2 separate regions of the Homo sapiens genome follow, and region 1 is linked to region 2. The links are chromatin contacts, found by Hi-C or POLR2A ChIA-PET in ENCODE. All regions are on one chromosome and are shown on one strand. The core of a region is the stretch at or near the end of the contact, and the rest is flanking DNA. Distances in the headings are between cores, read along the strand shown. Region 1 has its middle 25 kb from the start of NPIPB6. Region 2 has its middle 16 kb from the start of SBK1.

Region 1 (7,083 bases), core at 2,835-5,334, 60 kb before region 2:
GCTGCTGGGGACTCACCGCACAGGACGCTCTGATTGACGCACTGCCAGGAGTAGCGCTCTGTCTTGGGGCTGCAGCCGGCCTCCTCAGCTCGAGTGTAACAACAGTCGTGGCCATGGCAGCACCTGCGGATGTCACATGGGCAGGACAGCAGGTGGGTGAAGCTCTCTCCTGGCCCTCCTCTCTTGCCAGGACCATGGGTGACTGAAGACCCCCAGGGAGGCACAGCATCCTCTTATCTAAGTTTTTTTTTTTTTTTTTTTTTTTTTTTTTTTTTTTTAAGAGACAGGGTCTTTCTCTGTCGCCCAGGCTGGACTGCAGAGGCACAATCATAGCTCACGGCAGCCTTGAACTCCTGGGCTCAAGCGATCCTCCTACTTCAGTGTCCCAAGTAGCTGAGACTACAGGCACACGCCAGCATGCCCGGCTGGTTTTTTAATTTGTATTTCCTTTGAGACAGCGTATCTCTCTGTTGCTCAGGCTGGGGTGCAATGGCTCCATCAGCTCACTTTAGCCTTGAACTCCCGGGCTCAAGTGATACTGCCACCTCAACTTCCCAAGTATGCTACTACAGGAACACAAACTCCTTTTTTAAATTTTTTGTGGATATGGGGTCTATGTTGCCTAGGCTGGTCTCGAACTCCCAGGCTCAAGCAGTCCTCCTACCTCAGCCTCTCCAAATGCTGGGATTACAGGTGGGAGCTACTGTATGCCTGGCCTTATCTAAGCTGTTTCCCTGAAAATCCCCGACTTCGATAATGATTCCATTGGCCCCACCATGCCCTGTCCTGCCTTCCTGGCTGTGCCCAAGCTTGGTCCCTGCCTGCCTGCCTCACTCTCTGGGTCTCGAGCTCCTGTGACACATGACTCCTCTCTCTTCCTGGAGTGATCCAAGCCCTGCCACTTCCTGACTTTGCCCACACTGTACCCTCTGCCTGGGGCAACTTCATGTCTGCCCATTGTCCCTTAGGCCTCAGCCCAGGCACAAGCCCCTGCCTCCGGAGGTCATCCAGGCCTCACCAGGCTACACCCTCTCGTAAAATTGGATTCCCTCCCTTCAGGGCAGGTTTATAATGAAATCCTCCTCAGAGGCCAGGTGCGGTGACACGCATCTGTAATCCCAGCACTTTGGGAGGCTGAGGTGGGAGGATCACTTGAGGCCAGGGGGTCGAGACCAGCCTGGGCAACATAAGAGAGACTCTTGTCTCTATAACAAATTTAAAAATTAGCTCACCAGGCCAGGCTCAGTGGCTCATGCCTGTAATCCCAACACTTTGAGAGGCCGAGGCAGGTGGATCACGAGGTCAGGAGTTCGAGAGCAGTCTGACCAACATGGCGAAACCCTGTCTCTACTAAAAATACAAAATTAGCCAGGCATGGTGGCACGCACCTGTAATCCCAGTTACTCGGGAGGCTGAGGTAGGAGAATTGCTTGAACCCAGGAGGTGGAGGTTGCGGTGAGCCAAGATCACGCCATTGCAGTCCAGCCTGAGCAACAGAGCAAGACTCTGTCTCGAGAGAATAAAAACACACAAAAAATTAACTCGCCAGGATGGCACATGCCTATAGTCCTAGCTACTTGGGAGGCTGAGGTGGGAGGATTCCCTCCAGCCCAGGAGTTTGAGGCTGCAGTGAGCCACTATGATTGTGCCACTGCACTCTAACCTGGGCAAAAGCGAGACCCCAGGCTAGAGTGCATGATTTTGGGTCACTGCAACCTCCACCTCCCAGGTTCAAGTGATTCTCCTGCCTCAGCCTCTTGAGTAGCTGGGACTACAGGCATGTGCCACCACGCCTGGGTAATTTTTGTATTTTTAGTAGAGACAGGGTTTAGTAGAGACCATGGTGAAACCCCGTCTCTATAAAACAAATCTCTACTAACCCCATCTCTACAAAAAACAGCTGGGCGTGGTAGTGCACACCTGTAATTCCAGCTACTTGGGAGGCTGAGGCACGAGAATCATTTGCATCTTGGAGGCAGAGTTTGCAGTGAGCTGAGATCGCACCACTGCACTCCAGCCGGGATGACAGAGCAAGACCCTGTCTCAAAAAAAAAAAAGAAAAAGGAACAAACAACAGCAACAACAACAAAAAAACCTCTGTGTCAATCACAGCCTTCGAGCTAGGGGAGAGGCGGCCGAATTCTGCCCTCCGCTAACGAGCTATAGCTTTGTGGAAATGGGCGAGTGGCATGCCCCTGTGAGCCTCAGGGCCCCATCTGTAAAATGGGCATAACTGTCATGCCCGTCTTTAAGAACAGCCTTGGGGGGTAAATGAGTGGAACTCATGGAAAGATCTCAGCCCACAACCTTCCACAGAACAGGCGCTTCTCACACAGTAAGTAGCAGGAGTGCAGAGGCTGCAGGCATGAATCCAGCCAGACTGCCTGGGTTCAAGTCCCAGCTCCCACGTCTTGGTAACTAAGTGGCCTCAGACAAGTTACTTAATATTTCTTCTTCTTCTTCTTTTTTTTTTTTTTTTTCAGAAGGAGTTTTGCTCTGTCACCCAGGCTGGAGTGCAGTGGTGTGATCTCGGCTCACTGCAACCTCCGCCTCCTGGGTTCAAGCAATTCTCCTGCCTCAGCTTCCTGAGTAGCTGGAATTACAGGCACCTGCCACCACATCCAGCTAATTTTTGTATTTTTAGTAGAGACAGGGTTTCACCATGTTGGCCAGGATGGTCTCGAACTCCTGACCTCGTGATCTGCCTGCCTCAGCCTCCCAAAGTACTGGGATTATAGGCGTGAGCCACCGCACCTGGACACGTTACTTAATATTTCTGTGCCTTGGTTTCTTCATCTGTGAAATGGGATTGTTGTGAGAATGCAAAGGGATTCCCAGGGCAGTTCCTAGTGCATAGTCTGGCTGCCTTTGTGTGTGTGTGTGTGTGTGTGTGCATGTGTGTGTGTGTTTAATACAGAGACAGGGTCTCACTATGTTGCCTAGGCTGGTTTCAAACTCCTGGGCTCCAGTGATCCTCCTGCTTCCACCCAAAGTGGTGGGATAACAGGTGTGTCACCACACCTGGTCACTTTATATTATTTTTTTCTTTTGAGACAGGGTCTCGCACTGTTGCCCAGGTTGGAATGCAGTGGTGCAATCTCAACTCACTGCAAACTCCGCCTCCCGGGTTCAAGTGATTCTCCTGCATCAGCCTCTTGAGTAGCTGGCACTATAGTCACCCGGCTCCTTGCCTGGCTAAGTTTTGTATTTTTAGTAGAGATGCGGTTTAGTGATTCTCCTGCATCAGCCTCTTGAGTAGCTGGTACTATAATCACCTAGCTCCTTGCCCAGCTAATTTTTGTATTGTTAGTAGAGATGCGGTTTCCTTTTTTTTTTTTTTTTTTTTTTGAGATGGAGTTTCGCTCTTGTTGCCTAGGCTGGAGTGCAGTGGTGCGATCTCGGTTCACCACAGCCTCCGCCTCCTGGGTTCAAGCGATTCTCCTCCTCAGCCTCCCGAGTAGCTGGGATTACAGGCATGTGCCACCGCACCTGGCTAATTTTGTATTTTTAGTAGAGACGGGGTTTCCCCATGTTGGTCAGGCTAGTCTCGAACTCCTGACGTCAGGTGATCTGTCTTCCTCGGCCTCCCAAAGTGCTGGGATTACAGGCATGAGCCAGCATGCCAGGCTGGCCCTTTTTTTTTGTTTTTTTTTTTAATCACTTAACATATATCTTGGAGAACTTTCCATTTTGGGAGTTAAAGAGATTTGTTTGTTTGTTTGTTTTGAGACAGGGTCTCCCTCTGTGGCCCATGCTGGAGCTGGACCTTGGCTCAGTCCAACTTCCACCCCCTGGGCTCAAGCAATCCTCCCACTTCAGCCTTCCAAGTAGCTGGGTCTATGGGCACATGCCACCACATCCCACTACTTTTTATAGTTTTTGTAGAGATAGGATTTTACCATGTTGCCCAGGCTGGTCTTGAACTCCTGAGCTCAAGTGATCCACCTGCTTCAGCCTCCCAAAGTACTGGGATTACAGGCATGAGCCGTCTTGCCCAGCCTGTTGTTTATTTAATATCTACCAAGTGCCAACTACCATAGAGGACATAAAGATGATTCAGTCTCTTCAGAAGTCATTTTCTTTCTCTCTCTTTCCTGTTGTACAGCACAAAATTAATGGACTAAATAGTCTGTCACTAGATAAACAAGCCCTAAGTAATCAGGCACTTGCTGCAGTTTTTACAAAGTTTAAAAAGCCATATGAAACACAGTATACTCCAAGTAATAAGAGGCAAAATATGCGAAGTGTTACTGCTGGGGAATTTACGGACTATTCTTTTCTACAGTATATCTGCTGTGGTCTGAATGTGTTCCCCAAGATTCATATGTTAAAACTTAACCACCAGTCTGGTAGTATTAAGAGGTGGGGCATCATTAAGTCATGAGGGCATGGGATTAGTAACCTCATAAAAAGGTTGGCGGGAATGAGCTAGGCCCTTTCATTGCCCTTACATCCCTCTGTCACTTGAAGACACAGCACTGGTCCCCCCGGGAGGACATAGCAGCAAGGTGCCATATTGGAAATGGCCACCATGCCCTCACCAGATACCAACCTGCTGGTAACTTAATCTTGGCCTTCCTAGCCTCCAGAACTGTGAGAAAGAAATTTCTGGGTTTTGTTTGTTTGTTTGTATGAGACAGGGTCTCTGTCACCTAGGCTGGAGTGCAGTGGCACGATCTCGGCTCACTGCAACCTCTGCCTCCTGGGTTCAAGTGATTCTCCCACCTCAGCCTCCCGAGTAGCTGGGATTACAGGTATGCACCACCACACCCTGCTTTTTTTTTTTTTCTTGGCATTGTACAGATAGGGTTTCGTCATGTTGCCCAGGCTGATCTCGAACTCCTAAGGTCACACGATCCACCTGCCCTGGCCTCCCAGCATGCTGGGATTAAAGGCGTGAGCCACTGTGCCTGGCCAAAATTTCCGTTTTTTATAAATAACCCAGTCTCTGGTACTTTCTTATAGCCACACGAACAGATAGACTGTACTCATCTGTTGGCTGGGCGCAGTGGCTCACGTCTGTAATCCCAGCACTTTGGGAGGCTTAGACAGGCGGATCACGAGGTCAGGAGATCGAGACCATCCTGGCTAACATGGTGAAACCCCGTCTCTACTAAAAATACAAAAAATTTAGGTGGGCGCGGTGGCGGGCGCCTGTAGTCCCAGCTACTCAAGAGGCTGAGGCATGAGAATGGCATGAACCCGGGAGGCGGAGCTTGCAGTGAGCCGAGATCATGCCACTGCAGTCCGTCCTGGGCGAAAGAGCGAGACTCCGTCTCAAAAAACAAACAAACAAACAAACAAACAAACAAGAGGTCCAGAGTGTGACAACATGGCCTTGCAACCTTGTGCTCAGGGACCCTGGAGCCAGTCCTTCATAGGTCTGCTGGAACTCGCCACCCTGGGACTGCAGGCTCTGCCTGGCTGCAATCAAGAATCCCCTGGGGCCAGGTGTGGTGGCTCACGCCTGTGATCCCAGCACTTTGGGAGGCTTAGGTGGGCAGATCACCTGAGACCAGGAGTTCGAGACTAGCCTAGCCAACGTGCTAAAACTCCGTCTCTACTAGAAATACAGAATTAGCCAGGCGTGGTGGCGGGTGCCTGTAATCCCAGCTACTCAGGAGGCTGAGGCAGGAGAACTGCTTGAACCCAGAAGTGGAGGTTGCAGTGAGCTGAGATTGCGTCACTGCACTCCAGCCTGGGTGACAGAGCAGAATCCGTCTCAAAATAAATAAATAAATAATCCCCTGGGGATCTTGGATTTGATCTTGGTGCCAAGGGAATTGGATTTCCTTGGTCTGGGTAGTGCCTTGGCATCTGTATTACGATTATCATTTGCCAATGATTATGAATTTTTAAATTTCACACAGCTTTGGGGAAGCATAGAATCTGGACTTGTTCAGAACAATCAGCTATTGACACCAGAGGCTGCCTCTGGGTTATAATTGGATAATTATCCCTTCCTGGTGCAGACATTAGTGGCTCTCTTGTGCTTGGCCATGAACCATTTGCTGTGTCCTCCATGTGGCCAAGCATCAAAAGGATAATGTTTTCATTTTTTAATTTTTGTGGGTAGATAGTAGGCATATATATGTATGGGGTGCATGAGGTGTTTTAATACAGGCATGCAATGCATAATAATCACATCAGGGTAAATGGGGATCCATTACATCAAGCATTTATCCTTTGTGTTACAAACAATTCAATTACACTCTTTGAGTTATTTAAAAATGTACAATTGGCTGGGCACAGTGGCTCTCACCTGTCATCCCAGCACTTTGGGAAGCTGAGGCGAGCGAATCACTTGAGGTCAGGAGTTTGAGACCAGTCTGGCCAACATGGTGAAACCCCGTCTCTACTAAAAATACAAAAATTAGCTGGGCGTGGTGGCACTTATCTGTAATCTCAGCTACTTGGGAGGCTGGGGCAGGAGAATCACTTGAGCCCAGGAGTTCGAGACTAGCCTGGGCAACTTAGCAAGACCCCATCTCAAAAACAAAGCTACAGCTTAAAAGAAAATCAGACCATGTCACTCTCTGCTTAAGGCCTTCAAGGGTTTCCTCATGCATTCAGGATAGAATCCGAAGTCCTTAGAATGACCCAGAGGGACTGACACAGTTGGGCCTGGCCTCATCCCATGGCAGTCTCCTGCTCGTTCAACTAGGCTGTGATGCACTAGTCCCTCCCCCACGTGCTCCCCAGATTTATTTCATTTTATTTTATATTTTTTTGAGACAGGGTCTTGCTCTGCTGCCCAGCCCGGAGTGCAGTGGTGTGATCATAGCTCACTGCAGCCTCGAACTGCTGGGCTCAAGCTATGCTCCCACCTCAGCCCCTCAAAATATGATGAGTACAAGCATGAGCTACTGCACCCAGCCCCTAGCTTTAAATATTTAAAGCATCTAAACATAGAAGAGTTGAAAAAGTGGTATAATTGTCACTCATACACCTATCCTGAAATTCAATAATTACCATTTTGTCATATTTTCTTTGTCTGTGTGCATGTGTGTATTTTGCTGAAATGTTAATTAATTTATTTATTTGAGATGGAGTCTCGCTCTAATGCTCAGGCTGGAGTGCAGT
Region 2 (7,480 bases), core at 1,385-3,884:
CCCCGTGCTTCAGTTTACAAAGACGTCCTCACCCGCTGTCCCTGCTGGAAGCCGGCCGCCTCCCCATGCACAGTGGGACAACTGAGGTCCGGGGAGGAAGGGGCTCATCCCCAGCCTGCTGCCCTCAGTGCCGACCCTGGACTCAGGATCCTGGGGAGGGCAGGGGAATGTGGTCTCCAGGCCTGGCACCAGTCACCTCGAAGGCCACCAGCTGTCCCTGGGGCCCCTGGGCTTTGTCTTGCTTGTCCTGTTTCTCTCTAACCATAGGATACTAAATAACCACGGCTCCCATGATGGAGCACTGACAGTTTTCGAGGTGAAAGTAGTTGAACCTGTGCCCGTGACAGAATGCGGGACCCAGAGAAATTTAAACGTGGGGCCTCTTATTTCTGAGAGCAGAAACAAAAGCTTCTTCCTTTCTCCCTCAGTCTCTTTCTCCCAGCCTGTGATGGTGGTTTTTTTTTTTTTTTTTTTTTGGTTTTGTTTTTTAGAGACCAGATCTTGCTCTGTTGTCCCAGGCTGGAGTGCAGTGGTGCAATCATACCTCACTGCAGCCTCGAACTTTGGGGCTCAAGTGATCCTCCCACCTCAGACTCCCAAAGTGCTGGGACCACAGGCATGAGCCATAGCGCCCAGCTGTGTGATGGTGTTTTTTATTTCCTTTCCTTTTTTTTTTTTTTTTGACAGAGTCTCGCTGTGTCACCCAGCAGGCTGAAGTGCAATGGTGCCATCTTGGGGCTCTGCAACCTCCGCCTCTTGGGTTCAAGTGATTCTCCTGCCTCAGCCTCCCGCATAGCTGGGATTACAGGTGCACACCACCACATCTGGTAGAGAGCGGGTTTGACCATGTTGGTCAGGCTAGTCTTGAACTCCTGACCTCAAGTGATCCACCCGCCTTGGCCTCCCAAAGTGCTGAGATTACAGGCATGAGCCACCACGGCTGGCCCTTTTTTCCTTTCTAATGTCATGCTCCTTTGGGCACAGGGAGGTTGATGGGGCAAGTGCAGACCTCACAGGTGCCTGGACCACGTCGCTGTACACCTGACACCGATCCTGCCCTCACCCAGGCCCCTGGCTGGGGACAAACGGCAGCAGTGGTGACTGTTGTCGGGGTGAGTAGTTGGCTGAGAACCTGCCTATGGGAGGTGGTCGGAGTGTGATCATGCCTGGTATGAGGCAGGGGCTCCAAGGCCTGGGCACATGCCCCACCGGCCCATCAGACTCCCCTTACAAATTCAAAGATGAAATTATTAAGAATTTCAAACTGGGGCTGAGATCGCGCCATTGAACTCAGCCTGGGTGATGGAGTAAGACTCTGTCTCAAAATAAGATAAATAAATAAATAAAATAGAATAGAATAAAATAAAATAATAATTAAAAATTTCTCAGGCGTGGTGACACCTGCCTGTAGTCCCAGCTACTCAGAAGACTGAGGCAGGAGGATCGCTTGAGCCTGGGAGGCTGAGGATGCAGTGAGCCAGGATCAGGACACTGCACTCCAGCCTGGGTGACAGAGCAGGATCCTGCCTCTAAAACAAAGGCGGGGTGGGTGAGGTGGGGTGGGGTGAGGGAGGTGGCTGCCTCCTCTCTTTCCCTGTCCTAGACACTGCCTACCTCCCCCTGCTCTCCCCTGCCCCAAAGTCGATCTCAGTCTCTCTCCCGGGACCGGATGTGGCCTGGGGAGGGCTGGGCGGAGGAGCTGCAGGAGAAGCGGAGAGAGACGGAGGCCATGGCGAAGCCTCCCCTTCTCGCGGGGCCATTCGTTCCCCACTGGACGCTGCTCTGCCTGCGTGGCCTCGGGCATCCTCACACCACCTTAGAAGGTCGGACTTATAGCTGTGCCCATTTTATGGCTGACCAAACAGGGTCACAGAGCTTTTGTGTAACCTGGCTGAGGCCACACGGCCCGGACGTAGCGGGCCTGGGGCCAAGCCCAGGGTTCTGTGGCTAAACAAGAGACTTTGTCCGCGGAATCCGCCGCTTGCCGGCCGGTCCGCATATGTGAGCACAACACGCCCTCTAGTGGCCGTTTCGCCGTAGTGCAGGACGATCTGAGGGACCGCGGCGCGCGCTCTGTCTCTGTCTCTGTTCTATCTGGTTCTCGAGGGCAAGACCACGACATTTCCATCTTCTGATCGCCCACAACCCAGGACATGAATCCCCTCCCCAGCTGGTCCACTCGAGGTCCCCGGTCTGTGCCAGCCCCAGAGTACCTTTTAAAATTTGTATTTTGGAGAAAGGGTCTCACTGTCGCCCAGGCTGGAGTGCAGAGGTGTGATCATGGCTCACTGCAGCTTCCACCTCCTGGGCTCATGCGATCCTCTTGCCTCAGGACTACAGACGAGCACTACCATGCTCGGCTAATTTAATTTTTTGTGGAGACGGGGGTCTCACTGTATTGCTCAGGCTGGTCTCAAACTCCTGGTCTCAAGTGATCTTCCTGCCTGGGCCTCCCAAAGCACTGGGATTACAGGCGTGAGCCACCATTCCCCACCTTAGAGTGCCTTCTTGTTACTCCCCTGTTGTCTTTTTTTTTTCTCTCTCTCTCTCTCTGTCTCTATGTTTACACCGTGGTTCTCAAACTCCGGGGAGCTTTCAAAAGTCCCCACGCAGCCACACCCCAGAGCAAATGAATCCGTTTCCTCTCTCACCATCTTTAAGTTTGTGGGGTACAAACCTCAGAGAACAGAGGAGTTCTCAGCAGCCTCCAGCAGCCTCTCAGCTCCCTGACCTCCTCCCGTCCCCTTCGACCCTCTCCTCTGCAAGCCCCTTGGCCACCGCTCCCAGGCCCACACCCCAGCCTGCGTAACGACCCCACACCTCACCTGCTCTGAGTTCTCTATTTCAGGCACTCCCCCCTCTGCTCTGCCCTTCTATCCTCTTCATCGCTTGCCCTGGTACCTGCAGGCATCAGCTTCAATCCACCGCCCGGGAGCTGTGGCTCACGCCTGTAATCCCAGCACTTTGGGAGGCCGAGGCAGGCAGATCATGAGGTCAGGAGATCAAGACCATCCTGGCTAACACGGTGAAACCTTGTCTCTACTAAAAATACAAAAAATTAGCCGGGCGTGGTGGCGGGCGCCTGTAGTCCCAGCTACTTGGGAGGCTGAGGCAGGAAAATCACTTGAACCCGGGAGGCGGAGGTTGCAGTGAGCCAAGATCGCACCACTGCACTCCAGCCTGAGCAACAGAGTGAGACTCCGCCCCTAAATAAATAAATAAATACATAAATAAATAAATAAAATAAAAACTTCAATCCACCACCTGCAGCACTTTCTCACTACCCAGCAACCCCCTTCTGCCACCACCACGATGGCCTCCTGGAAAACACGCCCACTCCCATGCCCACCTGTCCTGCTATAGGACCAACCTGGCACAGCGCTAGCCAGGCATCCGCTCTCTGCCTGCACCAAGCAAGCCAACACTGCCTGGGAGGGTCACCCCGCAGCTGCCAGTGCCCCGTCTCATTCAGGGGCGCGGGTCTTGGAGAGGCACTCAGCAGAGTGCCCCCAACCTCCGCCCTCACTATGCCTCCCAGTTGCTTTTTCCTGCCCTTTCTGAGCAGCTTCTGAAACTGTAATTCGCCTGTGAGTCTCCTAGGGGTCTTGGTGAGGCCCGAGATTCCGCATTCCATCCCGCCAGCCCCCAGGGGTGCTGACGTTGCTGTCCGTGGAGCCCACTCTGTAGCAAGGTCTGGGATGACTTCCCACCTCCTCCTCTCTCCTCAAACAAACCGTGGCTCCCACTTTGCTGAGAAAACAGATGGATGAGATACATTTCCACTGCCTCCGCCATCAAACCACAACCCCTCCTCCAGCCTCCCTCCTCCTCCACTTCTTCCATCCGCTTCAGTGGCAGAAGGGCCCTTCCCCTGAGGGGCTACAGGGACCCAGTTTCTTCAGAGGTTCCCTTCTTCCCCACTCCGTCCTCCTCATTCTTTCTTTTTCTTTTTCTTTACCCTTTCCTTCCTTCCTTCGTTCCTTCCTTCCTTCCTTCCTTTTTTTTGAGACAGGGTCTTCCTCTGTCACCCAGGCCAGAGTGCTGGAGTGCAGTGGTGCAGTGATAGCTCACTGCAGCCTCTAACTCCTGGACTTAAGCGATCCTCCCACCTCAGCCTCCTGAGTAGCTGTTACTACAGGTATGCACCATGGTTGGCTAATTTTCTTATTTTTTGTAGACTCAGGGTTTCGTCATGTTGCCAAGGCTGGTCTTGAACTCCTGGGCTCAAACGATCCACCTGCCTTGGCCTCTCAAAGTGCTGGAATTACAGACATGAGCCACTGCACCGGGACCCCCTCATTCTTTTTCCAGGACTTTCTTGTGGGCACCAAGGCTCTGGCGTCTCCTCCTGACCCACGTCTTGAGCCATTTCTGGGCCCCCGAACAAAGCTTCTTGATGGAACTGGCTTCCTTCTCTCTGCTCTGCAACTTCCCAGTCTCTTTTGTTTGTTCTTATTATTTCTTCTCTTCTTATATACATATAGAAAATATACTTTTAATTTGTATTCAAGTTAGATATGCCCATTGTTTAGAATCAACGCACAGGGGCAGCCTCACCCCCATTTCTCACTTATTTTTTAAGAGATGGAGTCTCGCTCTGTCACCCAGGCTGGTGTGCATTGGTGTGATCACGGCTCACTGTAGCAATCCTCCCGCCTCAGCCTCCTGTGTAGCTGGGACCACAGGCACAAGCCCCAGTGACTGGCTAATTTGTAATTTTTTGTAGAGATGGGGGAGGGTCTCACTATATTGCCCAGGCTGGTTTCGAACTTCAGCCCTCTAGAGATCCTCCTGCCTCGGCCTCCCAAAGTGCTGGGGTTACAGCGTGAGCCACCACGCCCGGCCCCTTTTCCCACTTCATAAGGACAACCATCTCAACTCTTTTAGCTCGTGATTAGTCATTTTTACCTCCACATTTCCTACATACCATGTTTACATTGCTTCTTTTCCAGTTTTAGGCATTCCTTACCAACCTCCCACTTTGGGAGAAGAGGATTTAGCTCCTTATGTCCAACCACTCCCTCTCCCACCCACTCCCACATCCTATCCCCCCTCACATTACAGTTGCATTATAACATTGGTAAGACTGGAAATGTTTACATATTGTGGAAACGTTATTTACAGCTCTGTGTGGAACACTATGATTCCTTTCTTTTTTTTTCAATAATAGGCTTTATATTTTAGAGTAGTTTTAGGCTTACAGAACAATTGAGCAGAACGTGTTTCTTTTTATTTTTTGAGACAGAGTCTCACTCTCTCACCCAGGCTGGAGTGCAGTGGCTCGATCTCGGCTCACTGCAACCTCCGCCTCCTGGGTTCAAGCGATTCTCCTGCCTCAGCCTCCCGAATAGCTGGGATTACAGGCACCCACCACCATGCCTGGCTAATTTTTTTGTATTTTTAGTAGAGACGGGGTTTCACCATGTTGGCCAGGCTGGTCTTGGACTCCAGACCTCGGGTGCTCTGCCTTCCTCGGCATCCCAAAGTGCTGGGATTACATGTGTGAGCCATCGCACCTGGCCTGAGCAGAACGCGTTTGAATTGACCAAGAGACTTTCAGTTTTGTAGTATACTTCCTCTCCTCCCAACAAATTTCTCCTACCATTAACATCTTGTATCAGCGTGGTGCACTTGTTAAAACTGATGAACCAAGATTGATACATAGTTGCTAACTAAAGTTCATATGTTACATCATCGGGGCTCATTCTTTGTTTTGTAGAGTTCCATGGGTTTTGACAAATGTATGTTACAGGTCCACCCTCCCAGTATCATACAGAATAGTTTCACTGCCCTAAAAATCCACCATGCTGTACCTCTTCATCCCTCCCTCTCTCCCGCCAGCCCCCTGGCAACCACTGATCTTTTTATTCTCTTTAGTTTTGGTTTTTCCAGAATGTCATATCACTGGAGTCAGATAGTACTTTTCAGACTGGCTTCTTTCACGTAGCAATACACATTTAAGGTTCCTCTGTGTCTTTTGGGTGGCTTGATGGCTCATTTTATCACTGAATGTTCCATTGTATGGGTGTACCTATAGAAGGACATTGTCATTGTGGTTTCTTCCAAGTTTTGGCAATTATGAATAAAGCTGCTATAAATATTCATGTGCAGATAAGACACCAAAAACAGGCAGCAAAAACAAGAATAGACAAGTGGGGCTGGGCGCAGGGACTCTCGCCTGGAATCCCAGCACTGTGGGAGGCCAAGGTGGGTGGACTGCTTGAGCTCAGGAGTTTAAGACCAGCCTGGGTAACACGGCATAACCCCATCTCTACAAAAAAATGAAATGGACAAGTGGGACTACATCAAACTAAAAAGCTTCTGCTTAGCAAAAGAAACAATCTACACAGTGAAAAGACAACCTATGGCCGGGCATGGTGGCTCATGCCTGTAATCCCAGCACTTTGGGAGGCCGAGGCAGGCGGATCACCTGAGGTCAAGAGTTTGTTGAGACCAGCCTGGCCAAAATGGTGAAACCCCATCTCTACTAAAAATACAAAAATTAGCTGGGCATGGGGGCTCACGCCTGTAATCTCAGCTACTTGGGAGCCTGGGGCAGGAGAATTGCTTGAACCCAGGAGGCGGAAGTTGCAGTGAGCCGAGACTGCGCCATTGCACTCTAGCTTGGTCAATAAGAAAGAAACTCTGTCTCAAAAGAAAAAAAAAAAATCTGAAAGAGAGGCCAGGTGCGGTGGCTCACACCTTTAATCCAGCACTTTGGGAGTTCAAAGTGAAGGGACTGCTTGAGGCCATGAGTTCGAGACCAGCCTGGGCAACATAATGAGACCCTGTCTCTAAAAAAAGAAAAAAATAATTCTCAAAATGGTATTAGCACTCCTGTGTTCTTTACAACAATATTCACAATAGCCAAATGTAGAAATAACCCAAATGGGTTGAATGGATGAAAAAAATGTGATCTATACATGCAACAGGGACTACTACAATTAAGCCTTAAAAATATGCGATGACAGGCCAGGCATGGTGGCTCACGCCTGTAATCCCAGCACTTTGGGAGGCCGAAGTGGGTGGATCACAAGGTCAGGAGTTCGAGACCAGCCTGGCCAATATGGTGAAACCCTATCTCTACTAAAAATACAAAAATTAGCCAGGCGTGGTGGGGCATGCCTGTAGTCCCAGCTACTCAGGGGGCTGAGGCAGAAGAATCGCTTGAACCTGGGAGGCAGAGGTTGCAGTGAGCCAAGATCATGCCACTGCACTCCAGCCTGGGTGACAGAGTGAGACTCCGTCTCAAAAAAAAAAAAAAAAAAAAGAAAGAAAGAAAGAAAGAAAAAAAATATGTGACAACATAGATGAAACTCAAGGACATTATGCAAAGCAAAATAAGCCACAGAAGGACACATATCTCATAATTCCACTTATATGGGATATCTAAAGAAGTCTAATTCCTAGATTTTGGTTCTATAGTTGTCAGAGTTGCAGAAGAAATTGGGGAATAGCTCATCAGTAGGCATAAAGATTC

What was found. A loop is a pair of places that touch in the nucleus more often than their neighbours do. ChIA-PET counts read pairs that join two places held with the same protein, here RNA polymerase II (POLR2A). Pooled maps may share reads with other maps.
Region 1: a loop to region 2 is called in a map of IMR-90, with 6 times the contacts of the local background. The contact joins two enhancer-like sites. A Hi-C loop is called at or near these places in 6 of 168 maps with a recorded cell type or tissue (IMR-90, breast epithelium, colonic mucosa and 2 more), 4 of 37 single-sample maps with no recorded cell type and 2 of 50 pooled maps. POLR2A ChIA-PET finds 5 or more read pairs at or near these places in 5 of 52 experiments (CD4-positive, alpha-beta T cell, CD8-positive, alpha-beta T cell, T-cell and 2 more).

Annotation. Positions count from the first base shown.
Region 1 is chr16:28,334,477-28,341,559 of GRCh38, reverse strand. No RefSeq gene overlaps it. Among named protein-coding and RNA genes, the nearest start is that of NPIPB6, 25 kb to the left of the region's middle. RefSeq lists an enhancer at 4,859-5,358. Within about 2 kb of position 4,084, at least 2 of the 41 ENCODE cell types and tissues checked have a DNase peak (open chromatin) inside an H3K27ac peak, as active enhancers do.
Region 2 is chr16:28,272,410-28,279,889 of GRCh38, reverse strand. It overlaps a transcript of SBK1 not described here. Among named protein-coding and RNA genes, the nearest start is that of SBK1, 16 kb to the left of the region's middle. RefSeq lists a silencer at 1,908-2,202. Within about 2 kb of position 2,634, at least 5 of the 41 ENCODE cell types and tissues checked have a DNase peak (open chromatin) inside an H3K27ac peak, as active enhancers do.